Linked DNA regions of Mus musculus: regions 1, 2, 3, 4 and 5 are each linked to region 6. The links are chromatin loops, found by intact Hi-C in ENCODE. Cell type or tissue: heart. All regions are shown on one strand.

The links. Peaks named below come from ENCODE experiments on the same cell type or tissue, not always from the same donor. Only the 100,000 strongest peaks of a DNase experiment are listed, where the experiment ranks them.
Region 1: it touches region 6 in a loop (2.4-fold over the local background); 5 of 42 quality-filtered maps call a loop at or near these places.
Region 2: a loop joins it to region 6, with 2.9 times the contacts of the local background. A loop is called at or near these places in 7 of 42 quality-filtered maps.
Region 3: a loop joins it to region 6, with 7 times the contacts of the local background. A loop is called at or near these places in 25 of 42 quality-filtered maps.
Region 4: it touches region 6 in a loop (5-fold over the local background); 19 of 42 quality-filtered maps call a loop at or near these places.
Region 5: a loop joins it to region 6, with 2.3 times the contacts of the local background. A loop is called at or near these places in 7 of 42 quality-filtered maps.

Annotation. Positions count from the first base shown.
Region 1 is chr10:60,630,845-60,634,844 of GRCm38, reverse strand. The region is part of intron 4 of Cdh23 (cadherin 23 (otocadherin)); the gene reads left to right. Among named protein-coding and RNA genes, the nearest start is that of Gm51803, 54 kb to the left of the region's middle. In heart, a CTCF peak has its summit at 2,383 (motif pointing right); no DNase peak of the experiment used is centred here.
Region 2 is chr10:60,614,200-60,618,199 of GRCm38, reverse strand. The region is part of intron 4 of Cdh23 (cadherin 23 (otocadherin)); the gene reads left to right. Among named protein-coding and RNA genes, the nearest start is that of Gm51803, 71 kb to the left of the region's middle. In heart, a CTCF peak has its summit at 2,077 (motif pointing right); no DNase peak of the experiment used is centred here; H3K27me3 peaks cover 766 bases.
Region 3 is chr10:60,529,903-60,533,902 of GRCm38, reverse strand. It overlaps Cdh23 (cadherin 23 (otocadherin)), which reads left to right. Exons shown (of 71, transcript NM_023370.3): 9 at 2,828-2,956. Among named protein-coding and RNA genes, the nearest start is that of Gm17455, 130 kb to the right of the region's middle. In heart, a CTCF peak has its summit at 2,348 (motif pointing left); no DNase peak of the experiment used is centred here; H3K27me3 peaks cover 306 bases.
Region 4 is chr10:60,303,858-60,307,857 of GRCm38, reverse strand. Cdh23 (cadherin 23 (otocadherin)) reads left to right here. Exons shown (of 71, transcript NM_023370.3): 62 at 1-12; 63 at 297-394; 64 at 1,629-1,749; 65 at 1,839-1,918; 66 at 2,087-2,127; 67 at 2,220-2,280; 68 at 2,671-2,800; 69 at 2,911-3,033; 70 at 3,330-3,434. Among named protein-coding and RNA genes, the nearest start is that of Psap, 28 kb to the right of the region's middle. In heart, a CTCF peak has its summit at 2,397 (motif pointing left); a DNase peak (open chromatin) is centred at 2,457.
Region 5 is chr10:60,625,810-60,629,809 of GRCm38, reverse strand. The region is part of intron 4 of Cdh23 (cadherin 23 (otocadherin)); the gene reads left to right. Among named protein-coding and RNA genes, the nearest start is that of Gm51803, 59 kb to the left of the region's middle. In heart, no CTCF peak of the experiment used is centred here; no DNase peak of the experiment used is centred here.
Region 6 is chr10:60,685,988-60,689,987 of GRCm38, reverse strand. Cdh23 (cadherin 23 (otocadherin)) reads left to right here. Exons shown (of 71, transcript NM_023370.3): 2 at 2,885-3,095. Gm51803 (predicted gene, 51803) reads right to left here and starts at 2,831. Exons shown (of 2, transcript NR_165484.1): 1 at 1,411-2,831; 2 at 746-1,015. In heart, a CTCF peak has its summit at 2,280 (motif pointing right); DNase peaks (open chromatin) are centred at 2,267, 2,607 and 3,087; H3K4me3 peaks cover 1,689 bases; H3K27me3 peaks cover 3,896 bases.

The sequences.
Region 1 (4,000 bases), 55 kb after region 6:
GAGGCCGTGCTCTTCCTTAGCTCGGTGCATGTGTGTGGTGGGCTGGAGAACTCAGGCAGCAGAATGGCATTGCCTGCCGTTCAGCCCCCAAATGTCAATATCTGGGTCTGTTTGGGAAATAGCATGTTCTGAAATTAGACCAGGAACTGTATAGAAAAGACAGCCTGCCTGCCTATGACCCCCAACAGGGACTGATCCCTGCCTCAGCCTGGTGCCCTCATTCAGGGTGCTGACATATGGACGGTGACACATGACATCCGACACGTGCCCAGCACAGATCCGGGCACACCGTCAAGGCTTCAGTTCTCAGCTCCTCCGCTCCCCACCCACTTCCTGGCAGAAAACGACACTTTTTTCCTCTCCTGAAATCATATTCTGCCTTGTTCCATGCTCATTAAAGGATGCTAGGGAGTGGATGCATGCCCACCCCCTGCTGCCCTGCCCTCTCACCCGGGCAGGCTCTCTTCTCGGCATCTGTGTGTGTGGCTGAGAGTGTGGCGAGGGTGGAAGGTTTGCGATGGCTGAAGGAGATAGCTGCTCTCACCTCCCTCCCCCATGCCTCTGTCCTCTGCCATAGATTTAGATACTGTGACCAAATGGCAGGAAGGGTGACGGGCCAGGGTATCTGCATGTGAGGACCCTCAAGACCAAGTGCACCTTAATGTTAGCCGCCCTGTTTTGCCTGACCTGGGCCTGTTGACTCCCCATTCTCTGTCTCTTCAGTCAAAGCTTCGATCTGTCAGCCACAGACTAGTAACCCATCAAGAGGGTGTTTATGTTCCTGTGAGCAGGTGAGGAGCAATAGTCCCGCTGTTGACGTAGACCTGCAAACTGTGGAGGCAACACTAAAGTCAGGGCAGCCTACCTGTGTAGACAACAGGGACCCGGAAGGACAGATGGCCATATTTGCACTATAGCTGTTTTATTATCTGGGCGCTAAGGCTCTGGAGACCCCCAGATACCTGTGATGAGTACTAGTCCATGGAAATGTATTTCTGTCTCAGCCCTGCTGTGCCAGGGCCTTCTAAGTCTCCCCTGGGTGGTACTGAGTGACCTGAAAGCTTAGGGGTGGACAAAGCAGAGTTTGGTAGTGTGGAGCAATGAGTATCTCTCATAGGCAAGTGACTCAAGGTTGGCCTGGCTGTGAGTACTCACAAGTCCCTTGCTGAAGGCAGCTCCCTCCTCTCGGTAGTTAAAATAGGGATGATAGCAAAAGATGTCCTTTAATATCCCCTTGTATTCTAGCACTCCTGAACTCAAATCCCCTTTCTTCCAGTCTTTCTGTGTCCTGTGGAGTTACAGGAGCTGTCGTTACGGAGGTTTCTGTATTAGTTGGTGTCTTAGTCAGGGTTTCTATTCCTGCACAAACATCAAGACCAAGAAGCAAGTTGGGGAGGAAAGGGTTTATTTGGCTTACACTTCCACATTGCTGTTCATCACCAAAGGAAGTCAGGACTGGGACTCACACAGGGCAGGAACCTGGAGGCAGGAGCTGATGCAGAGGCTATGGAGGGCGCTGCTTACTGGCTTGCTTCCCCTGCCTTGCTCAGCCTGCTTTCTTATAGAACCCAGGACTACCAGCCCAAGGATGGCACCACCCACAATGGGCCCTTCCACCCCTTGATCACTAATTGAGAAAATGCCTTACAGCTGGATCTCATGGAGGCATTTCCTCAAGGGAGGCTCCTTTCTCTGTGATAACTCCAGCTCTGTCAAGTTGACACACAGAACCAGCCGGAACAGTTAGTTTTCTTGTTTCAGTAAAATGTCTGACCAAAGCAACTTAAGGAAGGAAGAATTTATTCTGGTCCAGAGTTTGCAGACATATAACCCATCACGGCAGGAAGAACGGATGGCAGAAACCCAAGGCAGCTGGTCACATTGTGCCCACAGTCAGGCGGGGGGCGGGGGGCGGGGGGGAAGGAATGGGCAGTTCTCAGCTAAATTATCCTTTCTACTTAGTGGGGATCCCAGCCCACTGGATGATGCCAGCCACACTCAGGGTGAGTGCTACCACTTTAATTAACCCATGTAGGCACTCCTGAAGGTTTATCTCCTAGGTGATTTAACATCATATTAAGTTGACATCAGTACTAACCATCTCTGTTACATAGACATCAAGTCTTTTGGTTCCCCCCCACCCCCCGTTTCACCAAACCTTTATGACCCCTGTGCTAATGGCTGCCAAAGTTGGCCTCTGTGTCACTGGCATGACATACTTTGAGCACATGGGGACAGTGTGTTCCTGCACTGTGCCAATCAGCTCTCCCTATGGCAAGAATGTCTCGACTAATCACAATGTGTGAAAACAGGTTTATTTTAAGGTATTTATTTATTTACTTGTTTTTATGTGTATGGGCGTTTTGCCTGCCCCCATGGCTGTGTATCCTGTGCATGCAGTATCCTTGGAAGCCAGAAGAGGGCATCATATACACTGGAACTTAAGTTACTGGATATCGAAAGCTGGCATGAGGTTCTGAGAATCAAGGCCAGGCCCTCTGGAAGAGCAGCCGGTGCTCTTAACCACTGAGCCAACTCTGCTGCATCACAAAGCAGGCTTATTTGGAACTCATAACAGTTTGGGCAATTCTACGCCACAGTCAGTTGCCCCTGTGGTCCGTGGTGAGGCAGCACGTCACTGTTTCATGGCCAGAGAATGGTAGAGAAGAGGAAAGGGCTTGGGGTTCCATACTCCCCATGAGGGCAAGTCCCTGTAATGATTTCTCGCAGTTTCCACAGTTCCTAATATCTTTGCATGCTGGTGACCACGCCTCTAACATGTGTATCTTTGGGGAGAGTCCCCGATCCAAACTACAGCAAGTAGCTGCTGCTGGCCACATGTGATCATTTAGAAGCAAATGGATCACAGTGAAATAAAAAGCCCAGAAAATTCTCTTTCTTGTTTCCACTGGCCACCTTTCAAGTTCTCGCTTGGGTCCCGTGGCGACTGTGTCAGACAGTGGACACACGGTGTTTCCATTACCACAGACACTTGGGCATGGAGTGTCTGGTTCTGAAATAAGAGCCTGAAACTTGGCAGTATACCAGAGTCACCCATCTGGGGGACAGTTGACCCTTGCAGGAACACTCAAGTTCTGGCTACTGTTGTCTGGGCCTGTCTGTCCTCCCTCTGGGCCTGAGTGTCCTCCCTCTGGACCTGAGTGTGCTCCCTCTGGGCCTGAGTGTCCTCCCTCTGGGCCTGAGTGTGCTCCCTCTGGTCCTGATGGTGTTCCCTCTGGTTCTAAAGATAAGGAAAATTTTGTACTAGTGGTGTGAGAAGAGGTAACGGAACCTGGATATGACCAAGAGGCCAAGTGGGTGATGAAGACAGAGGGCCTGGAGCCAGCGACCCCCAGCCAGTGGTTCAGGGCAGCTGTGGGTGAGGTGCTCACCCGAGGCAGTCCTGATGGTTGTGATATGTTTTTTTTTACAGCTGTTTACCTGATGTTCTGTCCAGGAGTGAAATAACTCTCCCCACGGCCACTATGAATTCTCTGCTGCCCTGGGAAAGGCAGCTTCTGTGATGGGAACATTGTCTGCAATCCTGTCAGGTAGCCACCTTGAGTGACAGGCGGAGGAAGCAAGCCGCTGAAAGCCATTACCCTCGCACTTCAGTGCGGTTGGAAAAATAGTCATAAATTAGTGCCGGGTGCTGAACGAGGGGAGAGGAAAAAACACAAAAAGAAAAAAAAACCCGCCTCCTTGAAAGTCATCATTTTTCTCCTGAGGGTGGAGGAGCGGAGCTCACAGGAGGTGGATGTAGCACCCAGTCTTGCTGGTCAGCCAGTTTGGCCATATTGGCAAATGGACGCAAAGCCAGAGAGATGGTCTGGGAAGACTGGAAAATGAAGCATCCACCTTTATGTGCACGCATGCACATATGTGGGTCCCCATCCACACATGAACTAGTGTGCTTTGTAAGATGGTGTCCTGCTTCTAAGTGAACTTCCATCCCCTGTGTTGTAGTGAATCAAACCACGTGACCTTACCTTTATCTCAG
Region 2 (4,000 bases), 72 kb after region 6:
CAGATAAGCAGACGGGGCCGGGGTGCTGGCAAGACACCTGCCAAGTCGCTTCCTCTCTCCTCTTCCATCTCTCAGGGGAATGGGAAGAAGGGGCACCAGCAGAAAGCTGGGAAGAGGTGATATGGCAGTCTCCATGAAATCAGCTCCTCTGGATGCCAAGGGCCTGGCTGGCCTGGCCAGGGTACAGGCAAGGCAGTGGGGATGCAGGCCAGATGCTGGCCCTCTGGGGGACTCAGTGGTCATAGTGGGTCCTCTGTCTGAACTCCTGGAGAGCAGTTAGCCAGCCAGGTACCTACATGAGGAAGTATGGTCAAGTTCTAATTATGGGACCACATAGGTCAAAATTGCTCAGTTGGAACTCACACACACACACACACACACACACACACACACACACACACACACACACACAAAGTCCTCTGCTGCTTCCTGCTGATGCCCTTGGGGACACCTTGTGGACCATTCCTTGTATCACCTGTAAACATGAGCTGTGGTGGCAGCCTTGTCGTGATTCGGATTTTTGCAAGGCCTGTATCTGAGGTTTTTCCCCATGAGCACAGTATCTGCTCTATACATTTTATTCTGTTCAGGATAAATGACTGTGCTGGCTCACTTCACATCAACTGGACACAAGCTAGAGTCATTTGGAACCACAGTTGAGAAAATGCCACCACTGCCCGGCCCCAACTTGCTTTTGCTTATGGTATTTTATCATAGCTATAGAAACCCTAAGACAATGACTGTCAGGGACATGGGCTTAGTCTCTCCTTGCCTCCACAAGTCCTTCCTGTGTCAACTTTTTGACCTTCTTACCTCAACTGCTGACATCTGAAGTAGCTGCTATGATATTCCAACCAGGTTTTCCTTTGGGGAGGTCGGAGGGGTAGAACCCTTCATCCTAGGGTTGCCTCCTGCCTCCTGCCCCCAGCAGCCTCTCCTGCCACCTCATTGGCTGTCTGTGCTAGAAGGCTTGCCCACAGCCCCACCTGTCTCTTGAGGCTGGGGGCTAGGTGGATGGTTTTCCCAAGCCTATAGGTTCCTACACTGTATGATCAATGCGGAGTATCAGAGTCAGGTGTGACTGCTGGGCAGGGCCTGGCCCGGGGGCTCCATTGATCATAGCTGGTCATAGCTGGTATCCTGTTCTTGTGATGTCCTGACTCCATGGTAGAGCTTTATGTAACAGGAGGTGCCATTTTGGTGTCGTATGCTGGGGTTTTTGGACCAAACTGGCACCCAAGAAACCACAATTAAGTCTGGTTCATCTTCCTAGAAGACAAATGTTATTTGATAATGAGACAGAAAAATTATTTTAAAGCCACTGTAACCATACTATGGCATATAATATGGAATTTACATAGCTTTTCAAAACAACCCTGAGCTCACTAAAGACCAGAGCCATGCCTGTCCTGCCTCTATAAGACACTCAGTAAAAACACCTTGAATGAATGAATGAATGAATGAATGAGTGAGTGAGTAGGTGAAAATGAATAGAATATTATATTCAAAGTTTTTATTGATCCTTTGTGAATTTCACATCATGTACCCCAATCCCATTCATTTCCCCATCCCTTTATATCTGCTCTCTGCCCTTGCAACCCCCCCAAATAAAATAAAAAATAAAGACCTAACAATCCCCCCCCAACAACAATACCAACCACAACCCATCCTGGAAGCTTCAGTGTCTCATAGTGTGTCCACAGAACACCCATTTGTCCACACATCTTTACTGGCAAATATTCACTGCAGTGAGTCATTGGTCTGGTTAGAAACCTCTGGCTTCTTCTATACTATCAATACTGTATCCTCACTGGGACTCCTCTTAGCTATCCAGTTGTCGCCTTGTGTTGGGGAGATCTTGCAGCTCTGGCTGTACAGGGCAGGCCCCTTCGCACACTCCAGTGGCTGTTGGGGTGAGCCCACTCAAAGCCCTGGATCCGGGCCTGGATGGTAGTGAGCTGGTCAGCCACCAGCTCTCCAGCACCCACCACGGCCAGGGCGAGCTCTCCAGCACTGCTCCCTGTAGCTCATCCAATGCTTTGGCCAAGAGGTGGGGCCAGTTTTCCTGCTCCCATGCTGCCCTGCAGGGGGCAGAGCAGCTCTCCTTCCTGCCTTAGACAGTGAGGGAAAAGGGGTGGGGAGAAGCATATCTCCATTGCCCACACCATCACACAGCAGATGAGGGGTGGGACTAACTCTCCCGGCCACCAGCGCCAGCTCTACTGCTACCCAGGTATAATATGGGCTAACTCTCCTGAGTGCTGCAACCAGTGAGTGGCTAGGCCAGATCTGCAAAGCCCTTGGACATCACCATTGGTCCTAGGTGGCAGCTCAGACCAGGGACATCCACGTGGCCTTTGGTGGTAGTGTGAGCCATGGACATCCACACAGATCCCTGTTGCTGCATGGCTATGCCCAAGACATGGCCCTCAGTGACAGCATGGGCCAGGACTTTATATCCTTGGGTATATAACAGCTCACATCAGGCTGTTCCTCTCTTCTCTCTCGTCTCCAGATTCACCTCTCTTCAAAGTGCTCATCCATTCCACTTCTCTTTCTCTCCTATCTCTCTGTGATGTACCACAGACTCGTGCATCATAGTGGCTCCCGCTGTGGGCAGGCCACGTGGCTGGGGGGCCTCTGGATGTCTTCTAAATGTCCATGCCACAAGGGGTCTGCCTCTTTGGGCCTTTGTCAAAAGAGGTACACGTTTCATCCTCAGGGGATGTTTAGTCAGGAATTACTAGGTTAGCAGATGGTGCGGTGGTGACCCGATGCTTCTGAGAGTCCTGAGGAGAGGGAAATGGAAGAGGCTGTGATTAGCAGGGAGGGCTTCCTGGTGGAGGGGCCTGGAGTTCAGAGAGACAAGATGGGCAGAGGGATGAGTATAGTGGGTTCTCAGCACGGGCCAGGAAGCACCACACATGAGTGTGCGAAGCTGAAGGACAGAGGCTTGGGTGCAGGCAATGCGCTTTACAGTGGTCTCCTTGATGCTAAAGGTTTCCTTGGGCAGTGCATGCCAGCCTTCAGCAGAATGGGGCATGTGCCACAGTCTTCATTGTGTGCCTGGAAACAGGCTTGAGACACAATGTCCACCCCACAGTCATCAGGGATACAGGTAGATAGCAACCCGTTCTGTCTGCTCCAGCTGTGACCCATGGACCACATCTTAGACCAGACTGTCTAAAAAGATGCTCTGAGATGAGGATCAAGAAGTGTGTGAGTACCAGAGCAAGGGGACAAGGCTGAGCAGAGGTAGGAGTGGAGCCACAAGGTGACTGCAGCAAAGGTGTCAGCTGATCCTCTGGGTTGGGGCAGGACAAGTCAAGACAGGGGCCAAGTCTTTTGCCCTTCCAACCACTCATCGGGTACAGACTGTCCTTGGTGAGGAGCAACGGACTTGGGTTAGAACTGTGATGTGCGCCCTCCCTGTTAGCAGAAGTAGCCCTCTGGATCTAGGACAAGTCCCCCTACCCAGGATGGTCCTCCTTCTTTAATTATAGCTGCTCCTCCAGGCCCCCAAGTTCACAGTCATAACTTATATCTCTAAAGTCTGCTGTCAGAGCTAGAGTCAAGAGAAGGACAGACCACCATGCCACTCATAGAAGCACAGTGCATAGAAATATGTACATAGTTACATGTATGTAGACACACACATCTTCATGTTTATTGGCCTATGCATAACATAAACATGTCTCCAGAAAGATATTCATGGAAACCACATGTAACGGTTCCTTGGGAATAAGACCTATGGAAGCATCCAGCTAGCGACCAATGACCAACCAAGGAAGCGATGCTACCCAGGCCTTGCTTGGCGAGCCAGGGTGTTTCCTGTGGTTATTTATAGAAATGTGGGTACAGCACCAATTTACTGAGCATGGGGAAGCTGACTGCTGGCTACTCCAGTGAAGAAGAGCCCCCCCCTACTTCATCCCCAAGCAATGTTAAATCACTTCTACATCCTTGGGGAGGAGAGGGGCCTCGTGCACACTTGCATAGA
Region 3 (4,000 bases), 160 kb after region 6:
TAAGCCTCCTGCCCAACCCCAGGGAATTGCAGGGTGAGTCGGGGAAAGGAAATTTAGCCCATTTTATGTATGTCAACATTGAGACTCCCACAGTCGATGAATAGTGGGGAAGTAAGAATCCAAAGCCAGGTTGTCTGACTCCTGGTCCTGGGCTCTGGCTGCCACATCCCATGTCCAGGTGTCTATAGGTCTCCAGCATGCAGGTAGGCCTTTGATGATAGCTGTTTGTGAGGAACCGAAGGCTAGGCAAGGCATATCTTAAACAGGGTCCTAGCCCCATGTGCCCTCACTCCAGCTGACACCTAAGAACACAGCGGCATCTTCAGTGGCCTGCAAAGCTACAAGTGACCCCACACTCCGTTGTCCGCCCTTCATATCTGCTTGTAGAGCTCAGGCTAGGAGCAAGCCAAGTCCTGAGATCCTTTCTTCCTCTCGGCTCCACTGGCTTTGACCCTCAGTACCCAGTCTGGCTGCAGAGACGGTTCCTGCCCTGGCCCTGTGAGGCTGCAGAGAAAGCCTTTGGCTTTGGCGCCATGTGGCAGCAGAGTTAACAGCTTACCCCAGACCCCACGTGGCAGCCGACATCTCAGATTCCTGGATCTAGCCTGGGTTGAGGGTTGAGAAGAGGAGTTTTTCCCTCGGGCTTGGTGGAGACCTGGAGAAGCCCCCAGAGCCAGGAAAAGCAAACTTCTTGCCTGACTCTCTGGGAGGTCCCTGCTGAGGCATCTTATTTTCTCTCCTTATAGATGAATTCCCTAGGAAGAGGCCAACATAAAAATAAAATAGAATAAAACTGACTTAGGGAGTGGAGAGGACTCAAAAGTCTGGAACTCCCCTTTTTGGCCACACCTACTCTCCCCTTCATTAATTACACCTGGGCCCAGAAGCATGCAGGTGATTGCTTCCATTCTCACTGAAGCCGCCCTATGGGATAATTGCTGCCCGGCACACAAATGGCTTTGGGAGGTAGGACTAGACCAGAGCTGGGCTCAAGAAGGAATGTGGGTGGCTAGGTCCATCCAGAGGCCAGGCTTCTGCTGGGATGATGCATACAGTGAGATTGCTGGCAATCTACCAACAATCAGGTCCTAAGGAACCTCCCACAGGGAGGGAGGGGCTGAGACTTCCCAGTAAATACCCACCCCCCACTTACCCACTCCCCCACAAGCTGTCACCAGGGGTTCCGGGGACTGGTGAATAGCCATCTGTAGCTACTGTGCACTGAAGAGAGCCACAGATCGCAAGGCCATTCCTGGGGGCCATGCATTGGCCTGACAGCCAGATAGGTCCTCATCTGCATCCATCCCTCTTTCTTGTCAGCATGGGTTACATGCCGCAAGTATACAAAGAAATAGATTGTAACCACGGGATGGGATGGATATCAGGTACCAGGCTGGCTACTTGGTAGCAAGTGCAAACCACCAGCATCTTTTACTCAAGAGAACCAGCTTCCCGGGCCCTTCCTGCATGGCTCATGGTCTTTCAGGCCACTGGTATAGTGTACCCCATTCCTGGTGCTACCAGACTTCCTTCCTGTGCCCACATACTTATCTCTTCCCTCCCATCTCCAACAATCCTCCAGTGCCCTCCCTGTCTGTCCCTGAGGTATCTGAGGGATAGCCAGGAAGTCATCTCTCCTCCCATAGGCTCCATAGCACCATCTGCAGAGGGCAGAGGCCAGTCCCAGGCTTCATTCATATAATGGGGGTGGGGGGGGTGGGGGGGTGGGAAGGGGATGTCCCAGTGGAATCAAGGCCAAGTTAACCTGGATAGACACAGTTACTCCTCAAGTCCCAGCAGAATTTGTAAGCCCAGGGGCCATCGGGCCTTTTACTAGAGCCTTTCATTTCATACAAAGGGCTTTGAGAATTTGTCTTACAAGCTGGAGACTGCCTGACGTGAGGCTCCAAACCAAAGCTGTTAAAGGCAGATGTTTCTACATGAAATGCCCCGTGCTTGGGTTCTGGGTACTTCCTCAGCAGTATAACTGTAGATAATCTGGGTCTCTCTGTCTGTCTGTCTGTCTGTCTGTCTATGTATGTATGTGTGTCTCACTCTGTCTCTGTCTCTGTTAAACCACCTAAAAGTCTAGCCTGTGACAGTGAGTGGGGTAGGGCCTACCTAGGCCATGACAGTCCTTGTTATCATGGCTTTTGCTATCTAATTGCACTGGGCTGTTACACAGCCCTCAGTCTCCTGAGCATTTAGGGTCTTGGAACACAGGCTTTGGTGTTCCTTTTTCTTACTGGGCTTCCTAGGACCAGGTTTCTGAGTAGAATGGCTCTATATTGCCCACCCTGTCCCAAGGGCACACACTGCTTCCTGGAGGCCCTCAGATGTCACAGGCCCTGGAGCTCCCTCTGCTGGTTTGATTAGAAATTACTGACTAGCAAATAGCATACAGCGGAATGTCTCCTACAGGCCAGAGGCCCCCCTTAGCACCCCCTGACCTGGGATGAGGAACAATGGCCCTAGAACACAACAAAAAGTTCTTTTCACATCCAAGCTAGTGGTCCTCCCCCCCCCGCCCCCCACACATTCAGGAGAGCTAGTCCTTGGCCATGGCCCTGGGGGCCAACAGAGCAGCCTCAGCCCAAGCCTCTACTGTAGCACCATCAGGCTCCCCTGCTTCTATTTTCTTGAACATCTCAGGAACACCAAAGAACCTTCGTGCTGTTGGGCCTCCTTGCAGGAGTGTAAGGCTTTATGTATGTGTTGGTGGATACAGAGGTCACATACCACAGCCCTATGTATATATGCGTGGGTGTTCACAACATCCTTCTAACCCAGGGTTGTGTGCTCCTGTTCTCTCTGTGTGTCTCCCAAGGATCAAGACAAGACCAGACCTCTGTCTACATTGGCCAACCTGGCCATCATCATCACGGACATGCAAGACATGGATCCTATCTTCATCAACCTGCCCTACAGTACTAACATCTACGAGCACTCTCCTCCAGTGAGCCCCGCCCCCAGCCCCAGAGCAGGAAGACAAATGCCTGTCCTGCGTGGGTTCTCTAGCCCGTGCTGGGGATGGCTGTGGACTTAAGCTCGGCCAAACATCCGTGTTGCTGAGTCATGCCCTCCACGAACCTGCTGCCTTCGTTGGCCGTGTGTACCACACATAATGACACAGCTTGCTTTCTTCCTGTTGTGAGACCTCTCTCTCAGGCCCAAGCTGTTCCTGGTAGCTCATGGATCCATCTGCCCTCTTTAATGACTCCTTCTCTTTTTTGGGGGGGGGGTCTCAAGTTCAGGTTTCAAAAAAGCTGCATGATTTTGTATTTACATCACATGTCATCAGCTTATCTTTTGATTCCCTTAGAGCAGTGGTTCTCAACCTTCCTAATGCTGCAGGCTTTTAATACAGTCCTCATGTTGCACTGACCCCCAATCCTAATATTACTTTCATTGCTACTTCATAACTAATCTTGCTACTGTTAGGGATTGTAATGTAAATATCTGATATGCACTATATCTGATATGCAGACCTGTGAAAGGGTCTTTGGATCCCCAAAGAGGTCACAATCTACAGGGTTAGGGCTATACAGCTGCACCTGGTCAAATGGGCTATGATTGGGAGAAGGTCTCACAGGACAAAATAGATCATGGTCCACCCCACAGGACCCTGGCTAAACTATGAGTGGGTGTCACTGGCTTGGAAACCACCTAACTTTGTGACTGTAGTGGAATGCCTGCTACAGCCTGATGAAGGAGAATAGGGTGCATCCCCAGACAGACAGAAGCTTCAACGTGCATCTTGGAGCAATGTGTTTGTGAAGGGAAAGAAAGGGCTTAGCTCCGAGGGAAAGCAGGAGACCCTTGCAGAGTCTTACCTTACCCCTGTACTACTCCCAAGCATGGAGAGAGATGGATGTGGACCGAGTTCCTATGCCAGCTCAGGTTGGGAGAGCCTGGTCCTGTTGGATGCTACCGTTGTTCTGACTATAGATATCCCGGCACTAAAGCTGTGGGTTCTGGTGCTTGGTCTCTGGCTTTGAGG
Region 4 (4,000 bases), 380 kb after region 6:
GATGACGTGCAGGTGACCTGGGGCCCAAGGACTGGGGCGATGGGAAGAGACGGGGGACAGAAGAGGCCCCTCCTTAATCACTTCATAGCCACATGGCTTTGAGGGATGGCCCCGGGTCTGTAGACCTCCATCTCCTTGTCTGTAAATAAGAATAGTGAAGGAGCCTTATGTGGGAGTTAGCAGCCGAGTCCAGGAGACCCAGGAGTGATAGGGCTCCTGCATGATGCTGGCCTGTAGTGTCCCATCCCCAGTGCCAGCCGTGTGGCCTTACGCCCACAAACTCCCTTTCTCCCCAGTTCCACGTGGATATGAAAGGGAGGGTGAACTTTGCGCAGACAGAACTGCTTATCCACGTGGTCAATCGCGACACAAACCGCATCCTGGATGTGGACAGGTGAGTGCATGTGTGTGTGTGCATGTGTGTGTATGTGTGCATGTGTGTGTATGTGTGCATGTGTGTGTATGTGTGCATGTGTGTGTATGTGTGCATGTGTGTGTATGTGTGCATGTGTGTGTGTATGTGTGCATGTGTGTGTGTATGTGTGCATGTGTGTGTGTATGTGTGCGTGTGTATGTGTGCATGTGTGTGTGTGTGTATGTGTGCATGTGTGTGTATGTGTGCATGTGTGTATGTGTGCATGTGTGTGTATGTGTGCATGTGTGTGTATGTGTGCATGTGTGTATGTGTGTATGTGTGCATGTGTGTGTGTATGTGTGCATGTGTGTGTGTATGTGTACATGTGTATATGTGTGTGCATGTGTGTGTATGTGTGCATGTGTGTGTGTATGTGTGCATGTGTGTGTGTGTATGTGTGCATGTGTGTGTATGTGTGCATGTATGTGTGTATGTGTATGTGTGTGTGTTGGGGGGTCATGTTTGGACGGCCTGTTATGGGGAAGAGGAACCACAAAGGAGGCACAGACTTTGCCATCAGCCTCACTGCAGGGTGCAGAGCTGGGGAAGAAGACAGTGAGGCAGCAGGAACATGCTCATCCCTCTAGGCCTCACAGATTAGTCAGGATTCCACTGCTGTGAAGAGACACCACGGCCACAGCAGCTCTTATAAAGGACATGATTTAATGTCCTGGCTGGCTTACAGTTCAGAGATTCAGTCCATTATCGTCACGGTGGGAAGCGTGGCAGCATCCAGGCAGGCGTGGTGCTGGAGAAGGAGCCGAGAATTCTACATCCTAATCTACAGGCAGCAGGAAGAGAGAGAGAGACTCTGGACTTGGCTTGGGCATCTGAAACCTCAATGCCCACCCCCCAGTGACACACTCCATCCAATAAGGCCACACCTGCTTCCTAATGGTGCTGCTCCTTGGTGACCAAGCACACAAATCTATGAGCTTATTTGGGTCGTTCTTATTCAAACCATTGAGCCATTCTTATTCAAACCACCACATTCTCCAATAAAACTCCATTTGTCTGGGGTCCATGAAGACCCTGGCCGCAGACACAGAGGCCCTGTAAGATGCCATGCTCACCCAGCCAGGTGGCTTTTCTCTTGCAGAGCTTCAGAGCAGCATGTGAGCATGTGGGGCTTATGGTGGGAACAGAACACACTGCCCCAGAATGGAGGGCGGTGGGTGGCTGGGGTAGAGCAGAGGCCATGGCTCCTATACAGGGTCATCCAGATGATCGATGAGAACAAGGAGCAGCTTCGGAACCTCTTCAGGAACTACAACGTGCTGGATGTGCAGCCCGCCATCTCTGTCCAGCTGCCGGATGACATGTCTGCCCTGCAGGTACGTGTGTTGTGTCTGTCCCCACCCGCCTGCAGTCTGGGTTTTGCCCCTGGACCAGCCTGCTAATGGCTGGCCTGCTATGTCCACAGATGGCCATCATTGTCCTGGCCATCCTTCTCTTCTTGGCTGCCATGCTCTTCGTCCTCATGAACTGGTACTACAGGACCATGTGAGTGTCCCCACCTCCTGCCTGAACCAGAATAGCCGATGTCCCCCAGACAGTGGGCACCAAGGCAGGCAGGGCCGAGGACCAGAGGTAACAGGCCAGCTTCCCTTATGGAGCCAACTGACACTCTCTCCCTCCCCGCTCCCTCTTCCTCCTTCCCTCTCTCTCCAGACACAAGAGAAAGCTAAAGGCCATTGTGGCTGGCTCTGCGGGTGAGTGAAGGTTGTTGGGGGTCAGGTTAAGGGGGCCTGGTCCTCCCCTTGGCTGTACCCTTTTGCCCCTCACTCAAATTCTCTCCATGCAGGGAACCGTGGCTTCATTGACATCATGGACATGCCCAATACCAACAAATACTCCTTCGATGGGTGTGTGGACTCCTCAAGTCTGCAGATCTCCTTAGGATCCCTACAGGACCCAGCTACAGAGAAGTTATCTGTAGCAGCTGCCACCCTGGCTGAAACATGGAGTGTGGGCTCCCCCTAGTGGTCTTATCACTTCTCCGCACTCTTAAAAATGTGTTGTCCAGGTCCCAATTAAGAGGGAGCAGAGGGAGGGGGTGAGGCCTCCCTGACAAAGCTGACCCAGGCTGGTAGGCAGTCGTAGCTCTCACAGGATCCTGTAACAAAAGGATATAGCCATAGGAGCTGTGGCAGAGTTCCTATGCAGCCCTGCTGAAGGTTCTGTGGCTGGCCCAGGGAATGGGCAGTCTTAGAGGCAAGGCATCTTTTCTACCCTATGCTACTCCCCAACTACAGAGCCAACCCTGTGTGGCTGGACCCCTTCTGCCGGAACCTGGAGCTGGCTGCGCAGGCCGAGCACGAAGATGACCTCCCTGAGAACCTGAGTGAGATCGCAGACCTGTGGAACAGCCCCACCCGCACCCATGTGAGCCAGGGTGGCAGCATGCAGCAGGCCGAGCTCAGGACTTGGGAGGGTGGTTCCCTACCCTATGATGTCAACCTCCCTGCTCCAGCCAATGCTCCCCTCTCCTCCAGGGAACTTTTGGGCGTGAGCCTGCAGCAGTCAAGCCCGATGATGACAGATACCTGCGTGCAGCCATCCAGGAATACGACAACATCGCCAAGCTGGGCCAGATCATTCGAGAGGGGCCTATTAAGGTGAGCCCTCTCCTGCAGGGTCCAGTGCCCAGACCCTGTTTGAATTTGACCCCTACTCAAGGATATAAGGAGATGGTTTATCTGGACCCGCCTTCTATCAGGATGGGAGTTTGGGCACTAGGGTTAATAGGCTCGGCAGCCTGTGGCGTCTTCGGAACTGAACGGTCAGTTTTCAGGCTCTTTTCCCATCCTCTTCATTTGAACTGGATACCTGTAGAACCGTGACTGCCATGGGCGTGTAAGAGCTAGGGGCAGGCAGCAGCCTAAGTGGGAAGTTAACCTTCTCCCTTCCTCAGGGCTCGCTGCTGAAGGTGGTCCTGGAGGATTACCTACGGCTCAAAAAACTCTTTGCACAACGGATGGTACAAAAAGCCTCCTCCTGCCATTCCTCCATCTCCGAGGTAGTGAGGTAGCCTCGGGAGCTGGGAACTGTGTGCCGTGCCCCATTCCTGGGGATGCCTCTCTCTCTCTCTCTCCCCCCCACCCCCCCCCCTCTCGTTACTGGGAGTTATCTGCTCTTCTGTTAACCTAGCAGCCAAACCCAAAAGCTGCTCCAGGAAGTCAGAAAAGAGATTATGATGTCTGGATACTGTGGAGTCTTTCCTAGAAATGAGGTGGGCTCAAAAGCAGCGGTTCTTAGTGTCCAGGAACCCCAAACCGTTACCTTCTAAGGAGCCTCCACCTTAAGAAACAGGTCAGGAGGGCCAAGCAGGCCTGTGTATCCTGGGCTACTGTTCCAGCAACTAGGGATTGCCAGTTACACTGGCTTTCCCAAAATGCCCATTTCCACCGGGGTATATGCTACAAAGCCTTGCAGCCAGACCAAAGTGCTCCTCCTACTTCTAGAGGTTCTACCTGGCCCTGCTTTCCTACCAACTTGGTTACAAACCCAGATACCACAGTAGTGTCCAGACTAATACCCACATGCTTAAGGACAGGTGGTGAACCTTTTAATATCCAGCCTCTG
Region 5 (4,000 bases), 60 kb after region 6:
CCTTTGTCCGTTCTCAGCGGTAAGCTCCCTTCTCTTTCTGGTGATGTGTGTGAGTTGGGGGCTTAGACCTTAGTTCTTCCCTCTCAGCAAAAGAAGTGTGGTAGGACAAGTCCCATAGGTCACCCTGACCCTTACCCTCTACCACTCTTCACTCTCCCAGCTCTGCAGCGAAGCCCAGGCTACCACATACCCCTGCAGGGCTACCACCTGCCCCTGCAGCTATGCTACTTTGAAGCCAAGCTTGAGGCTTATCTGGAGTGTTGGGATGGGGGAGAAAAGCTGGGGAGCCAGCTAACCATGCACACGCATGGAGATACAGGAGCCTGTGCACAGGGCACATCTATGTGCACATACACTCCTGTGACACCATGCTCACTCAGTGCATCCGGAACCCTACTGTCTTTCTGTGGCCCTTTGCAAAGGGTGGGCTTCCTTGTTAGTGAAGATAGCATAGTCACAAGGATAAGCTGAAGGGTTCTGGTCCCCAAGATGCACGTTCCCCATGTCTGGATGGTTCTATGGGCAGGAGTCTGGCAGGTTCTCTACTTTGGTAATACACAACTTGCGTCTGGACTGTGTTTCCCTCAGGGATCCTGAGAATCCCCTCGCATGATCTGAATGAGCACGGTCACCATGTGTTGGTGTTCTGCCCCATTCCCGAATCCCCTCTTGGTTCTGCATATCTCACTTCTCAGCTAACTGGGCCACCCAGGCTGGACGTGGGTTGCAGTGTGGCAAGCTAAGAAGGCTAAAGAGGGAACAGGAAGAGGGACCCCTGGGGCAAGGAACTAGTGGAAATAGTAGAGTACAGCAGTTGGACCACTTAAGGCTCAAAACCAGGCTGTAAGGCTCCTGGCCCAGCTGCCAACCAACTCTGACTTCCTCCCCTGCTTGCTCTGCCTGGCCTTGGTGTGAGCCAAGGATATTCTCACTGCAGGGTCTTCACACTTGGCTGGTCCTCCTGCCTGGGACTTTCTCCTGAAGACTTTGCAGAGAATTCACCCCCATATTCCTCTGTGAGCTCTAGAGATCAGGAGACTTCTCTTTGCCATGCTTCGACCCACATGCCCAGCCGAGGGCTTGGCACGCAGAGGCTTTCTTAGATATTTATTGAGTTTTTTGAGAAGGTAAATGTTAGAGTGGATGGATGGAGGAGAAGTGTCAGTACTTGGGTAAGGAGTTCTCTAAGCCCCAGATTCTTAAACTGTAGGTTACAACCCATTCTACACCACATAATTGAATACGTTGGCTGTGGGGGGAAAATCAGCAGCAAAAAAAGTTTCCAGAAAATTCATTGATCAAAAATGAATTCAGAATAAACACATTGTGGATAAAAGGTGTATCTGTGTTCCATCGCGTCACGTCACCGAAGCCTTGGGCATGAGCACCCCACATACATGCTCTGCCCTGTGCATGCCTTCTCATTATGCAATGCCAACGAATGTCTCCCAGACCACCATGGCTCAGCTCCAAGACCATAGCACCTTATGGTCTACATTGTTTTCTTTTTGCAGGCAAAGCTTCCTGCTTTTATAGAAATGTAACAGCTTAATTAGGACAAGAAGAGACTTTTCTTATTTTCCAGTCATTATTCTTCAGCTTGCAAGTATCAATTAGTATGCCTTTGGGTTGTATTGTGTTAGTTGGTATGATTTTTAAAATTGCTCTTGGAGTTGCTGTCTTGGGTCTCATAGAAAATTGTTCAATGAATTCTGGGTTGGGATTAGGACAGAATTTCCAATGAATTTGGAAATGGCCCTAAACATACTTCTGCCATTTTGTGTTATGAGTTTATGTGAAGCAATGTCCTCTGCACTGAGACCCATGAAAGCAAAATACCAGTCAACCCTGAACAACACTGAAGGCACCCCATGGCCCACAGTAAATATTCAGCCAAGATTTAATTATTTTTATAAAAATAAACAAACACATCCTCTTATGAGTAGGCAGAATTCCTTTCATCTTTAATAAGTGCCAAGATTAAATGTTTGTCAAAGAACTGTTTGGGAAAACTCATGTGTGATTTATCATCAGTAAGTGTTTGTGCATCACTTTATATACCTGTATGTCTGCTGTCGTGTAAAAATGTACTGTGCGAAGTGGGGTTGCAAGTGAGCCAAGTTCTAGAAACCATGTGCTAAGGAGTGAGGTGGCAATTGTGAGCCCAGGGGAGAGTGGCCGAGCAACAGGTCCAACTGGATGGGAGGTTTGAGAAGAGAATTATGACAGAAAATGGAGGGCCACCATGTGGGGACCTCCAGACCAAATCATTCCCGTCTGGACTTGAGCCTAGGTACTGCTGAGCAGCAGGCATGTGCTGATAGCAAACACAGGGGCTTTGACACAGCCCCCTTATGGTCCTCCTTCTTCTTAATGAAGCTTTAGTGGCTCCCACTGGCCATACCTCCTTTCCAAGCTCCTTAGCCACTAGCTCAGCCTAACTAGGATCAGACCATGGCCCTTGGAGGTGTGTCTGGGCAGCCCATGTGGATGTTTGGTTCCCCTAAAAAGAGATATGGTCCTGTTCTTTCTCAGGGTACCCAGTCAGAGTGTTGCCCCAAGTTGATCTGGCCGTTTACCTTGTCCCTCCCTGGTGCCTTTTCCAAGTCCTCCCTGGCCACAGACCTCTGTAACAATGCTCCTCTGTAGCACACCCTCTCAGGGTTGATGGTAGCTTTCACTTTCTTTACTGGACTACTGGGTCTGACAACATCAGACCTGAGCAGACAGCTTTTCCCAGTGCACCCTTGTTACCCATAGTTCCCCAGTCAGACCCACCACCCATGGTGCTGATGCTCAAGAGAATCTTATTTATTTATTTAATGTGGGTCCGAGGGAGATTGCATGTAAATTTTCTGTTGCATGTAAATTTTAAAAAACACGTTTCCGTCTCAGCCTGGTACCTCAGCCCTTGCTCCTGGCTTAGCTCTGACATCAGCTGTCGGAAGTCCCACTCCCGACTTGTCCGTTCCTCCCAGCTTAGCTCTGACAACAGCTATCAACGACCCGACTTCTCCCTCTGTCTTCCCACCTTTGATCCTCAGATGAAAATACTTAGACAACTTTATTATTTTAGAATTTGTCAGGTAACACAGTTGCTGGGCGCAGAATCTCCTGCCCTAACCTTATCGGCTATCAGCTAGCTCCCGCCAACCTCCTGTGCCCTAGGTGCCCCAAGGCCTTGCATGACTGCTGCTTTCTTCTCCTTCCAATATATGGCTACAAAAGCCTCTTTCCCCCCAAAACACACACAGATACAGACACAGACACAGACACAGACACAGACACAGACACAGACACAGACACACACACACACACACACACACACACACACACACACACAAAGCTTTCCTGCTTCTCTTTTTCCTTCTCCTGGGACCCAGAAGTCCCACCTGTCCAACAATTGGCTCCAGGCTCTCTTTATTGACACAATCAAGAACTAATTAGGGAATCAGCACCTCCCCCTGCAGGAAGCTACAGTAACCTCTTGTTCCGCAAGAGCCCCAAGCCTGGCTTTTACTCCAGCCCCTCAGATCTTCCCCTTCCCTCTGCTACCGTCTAACTTTACTCCCACTCAAGTTAAAACAATGTTTCTACTGTGACATTATTGAAACAAAGTAAGCCGTGAGTTAGAGATATGACAAATACATTTTGACACTCACATATATGTCCTTGAAGCCACCGCCACAATCAAGACAGTGAACTTATCTGTCACTCGTAGTGTGTCTCCTGTTCCTTTGTCTCCTTCCTCCCCAACCAGATGACCCCTGGACAACTCCAATACCATGGGTTGACTTGTTTGTCCAGAAGTTTAGTAAGTGGAGGGCTATTTCTGGCTCTCAATTTGCATAATTGAATAATCATTTCAGTCCCACTGTTTGGTAAGTCAACAAACAGTTCATCTCCACTGGGGTGCTAGGTACCCCACGTGGAGCCTCATGCTCACAGGGCAGACACCTTACTGAGCCATCTCCCTAGCCCTGGTTTTCTTTTCTTCGCC
Region 6 (4,000 bases):
GCCCAAGACAGAATGGGAAGTCACAGTTGAAAAGGATGCCACAAAGGGCTTGGGGTATAGCTCAGTGACAGAGCACCCACCGAGCACATGCAGGGTCTTAGGTTCAATCCCCAGTACCACAAATAGGTTGGCAACTAACCAGAAAGCTTTAGTGGTGGAGACCTGGAGAATACGTTCATTTTATGAAGAACATGAGGTCTTTGAGGTCCATTGTCCCACCACAAAGCATCCAACTGAACAGACATTGGAGCCCAGGTCCCCTGACTCCTGACTTATCTAAAGCTGAGACGCCAGGATACCCAAGAGCACTGTCTCAGTTTAGCTGCCCAGTGGCCTGCCTGGCTCAACTCTGTCAGGTCACTGACCCTTGTGCCCTCTGTAGCACATTGTGAGGGGGTGGGTATGGGGTTCTCCTGCTCTCTTCTTCATAGAGGCTGCCTCTTGAAAGCCCCCTCAGAAGCCAGCACCCGTCATTGTTGACCACGCCCCCCTTCCTCCACTTGAGCTTGAGGACACCTCTGTCAATGGCCTCTGGCAGCCTTGAGATATGAGTGAGTGTGCATACATTGGTGTGCACATGCATGCGGTTTTTCTCAGACACTTGAGCATCTCCAGTCACTGAGGTACCTTTGCTCCCCCCTCCCCCTGAGGATTTGGAGAGTCAGGGGTTTGGATTTGCCAGCCATGCAGCACATAGCATAAAGGAAACCCCAAAATACAGAGGCTTGTCTGCATTGTCCTTGGATGTTAGTGTTAATAAAACTTTATTTACAAAAATAAGGTGACGGGACAGATTGGGCTGGTTAGCAGCCATTTGATCCTTGTCCAGGAGCACATGGCTTTACAGCATTTGACAGTTATTGTTATTCATGATGATGAGGGTTTGTGCACATGTACCCTGGTACCTGCGGATGTCAGAGGAGGGCATTGGGTCTCCTGGAACTGGATGTCGCAGGATGGCATCCAGTGTCGGATGTGGGTGGTGGATGCTGGGAACAGAACACTGGCTGGTCATCTGAAAGAGGAGCAGCCCGGGGAAACATTATCAGTGAAGCAGTTCTGTCCCTGTTGCCCAGCCCAGGGTCCCTTTTCCCAGCTAGATCAGATCCTGCCTTCCCACCCCCACCCCTGTCCCCAGGGATCTGTTTGAAGTATTATTACTCTTAGGATAAAGACTAACCCCTGCCTGGGGATGCAGCTCAGCTGCAGATCACATGCCTAGCATGTCCAAGGGCTCGATCTGCAGCACCTCAGAATGAGACCTCAGATGAAGGCTAGCATGCCCACCAAACACCCTCTACCCTCACCATGTGTGGTCCCTCACTGACCTTTATATATACATCAGCTCTTTCTCACCACAGAAACTAGCACACGCTGTCTCTCCTATCTAACCTTCCTTCTGCCTTTTACCTTGCCATGTTTGTCCGGCTCTCTTCTCTTTCCCAGGTGCCATTGACTGACTCTTCTTTGCCTCACCTCTGTGTTCCTGCAACCCTGCAGGCTTATCTAGCAAGCACCCAGGGCTGCTTCCTGGGACTTTCTCCTTGAGTCTTTGAGAGAGTCATGGAGGTGTCGCGATTCTGGCTATATTGTTACTTGTTTATATGCTTCCCTGAACTGGTTCCTCTTTAGAGGGTTTCCCTGAGGCGGAGAGCCATACTCAGACTATTTCAGGAGCCAACACATGGTAGCCAATAGGAATGAACGAACAAATGAACGAACGAATGAATGTTAAAAGACTGGAGCTCTAGATTCACAGTTACTCTGGTACAATTCCTGTCTCCATCCCTGGCAAGTCACCGACCTCCCTGAAGCAGCCTCTCTGCCAGAAAACCTGGGTTAACCTCAGGACCCAGCAGAAAGCTGTGCTGAAGGTGAAATGAGTTGAGGCCTAGACCCTGGCTCCAGGCAAGCAGTGTCAATAAGCTGGCCAGTAGTGGGACCAGTCCATTTAGCTAGGGAAGTAAAGTCGCCCGGTGTTCCTTGTTAATCTCGTTGTCCAACAGCTCGAAGGCTGTCTGCTAGGCTGGCAAGAAGGTGGAGGAATCTTCCTTCAGTTGCTACCGAGGGATATCCCATGGGTCTAGGTACCGAGGGATCTCCAGGGTGTCTTTGACTCAGGGCCACTAGTTTCTAGTATCAGAGGCAGCCTGGGTTGCAGAGTCGGAGGGGCACAGGTGGGCCCACAGACTTGAGGCAGGTGAAGGCGAAGAATGGCAGCGGTGGCCAGTAGCGACCGGAGGAACCTTTCAGCGACTCCGGGAGCAGAAAGGGGGCGCTTAAAGCCAACAGATGGCGCGGCCTCACCTAGGCGGTGCGCCTTCCTGCTTCCCGAGAGCGTTGCAGCCTCAGGCCTCGGCTCGGAGCAAGCGGGAGGCTGCGGTTGGATCCCGGACCTTTGCGAGATCACGAACACGCAGGAACAGCTCGGGCACGCTCCCAAGGCTCGTTTTTTTCCCCCCTGTCTCCCTCCTGCCCCTTGAGGGATTCCACTGGCTGCCATAGCAGCCAATGTCATGGCATCCGCGGCCAGTGCAGGCACCTTCCCATCTGGGCTCCCTGCTGGGGTCAGGGTCACTATCGGACTGGCGACGGGGAACGGGGTCCGGGGCTCTGGGTGAGACGCGCGGGCGCGGGCGGGCGGAGCTCGGGCGCTGCGAGGGGAGCGCGGCGCGTCAGGAGGCGGGGACTGGCGCGGGGCCGCGCGGGGCGGAGGAGCGAGGGAAAGTTGATCGCGGACTTGAGCGGCGGCTGCGGCTCGAAGCAAGACACGATGCATGGCCCGGGAACACGTCCCACAGCAGCCGAGCGCTGAGCTGCGCAGCAAAGAGCGGGCCCCGGGGATGGAGCACACTAGTCCTGAGTCCCCGTGTGCTCCGTGTAGGGCAAGCCTCTTCTGATCTCGCGGCGCGTCTGAAGTTGCAGCCAGCGAGCAGTGAGCAGGGATCGGGCGGCCGGAGTGGATCCCAGAGAGACCTTCGCGCCGGCAGCGAGAAGCGGCGGTGGCCAAGACTGGAGCAGGTGGCCCGTGGGGGCAGAGCCGGTGGCGAGCAGATCCCGAGGCGCGGCGCAACGCTGCTCCACCTGCGCACACGGTACCGAGAGTCCCTCGCCGCCTTTCTCTCCCCATCCCCTTGCCTTCTCCCAAGCCTAGCGCCCGCTGCGTGCCGCCAAAGTTAGAGCCCTGGGGCCGCGACCTCAGCCGGCAAAGCCACTTGTTCCCGGAACGCGGCGAGCGCCCGGGTCTCCCCTCTATCCCGCGTCCCGTTCCAGCCCGCGGCTGGACGCGCGGCAACTTTGATTCCCGGGAACTCCAGTTCCCTATGTGTTGGCCTTGGTGAGACGCGCACCACCCGGAGCCCCGTTTCGGGACCGCGACATTCGCGGGCTTCGCTCTTCGTGCAGCTCAGAGGGTCTGGGTCTAGCTAGGTTGAGAGAGGTGTTGGGAACCATCCTGTCCCTTTTGAGCTCAAGGGCCCTTTTTGGAGAGGGGAGGTGGGGTGTGGCACCTCCACCGCAGGGGTGGGCAGCGGCGCTGGAAGAACTGAAGTCACGTAGTTCTCATCCCTGCTCACCTTCCTAGGCCCACGGGAGACCCCAGGGGACTTCTGGCCACCTTTCCAGTAGTGGTAGCTCTGGGTAGAAGCGTCCCTAGCAGCGATGGGAGCCGCATGCCTCTCGAGCTTCGCTTTCCGCGCCCCGGGGCTGGCCGGCCTTGGGTAATGTCTACTCATCTCCACAGCCAGCCCTGGGAACACTGCCCCTGTTGTCCTCGCAGGTCAGGCTGGGTTTCGTGCAGATCCCGCGCATTCTAGGGTGGTGGCGAGGCATCCGCCCGGCATTCATTCCTTCTTGCCCAGAGCGAGAACAGAGAACCAGTACCTCCGCGAGAGGCAAGTGGAGATCCTGTGCCCTTGGCCACTGCGACCCTGGGCCGCCTCCCGCCCCCCACCTCTCCGGCCCTGGCGTGGTCACACCTTGGTTAGAAATTAGCCTTGCA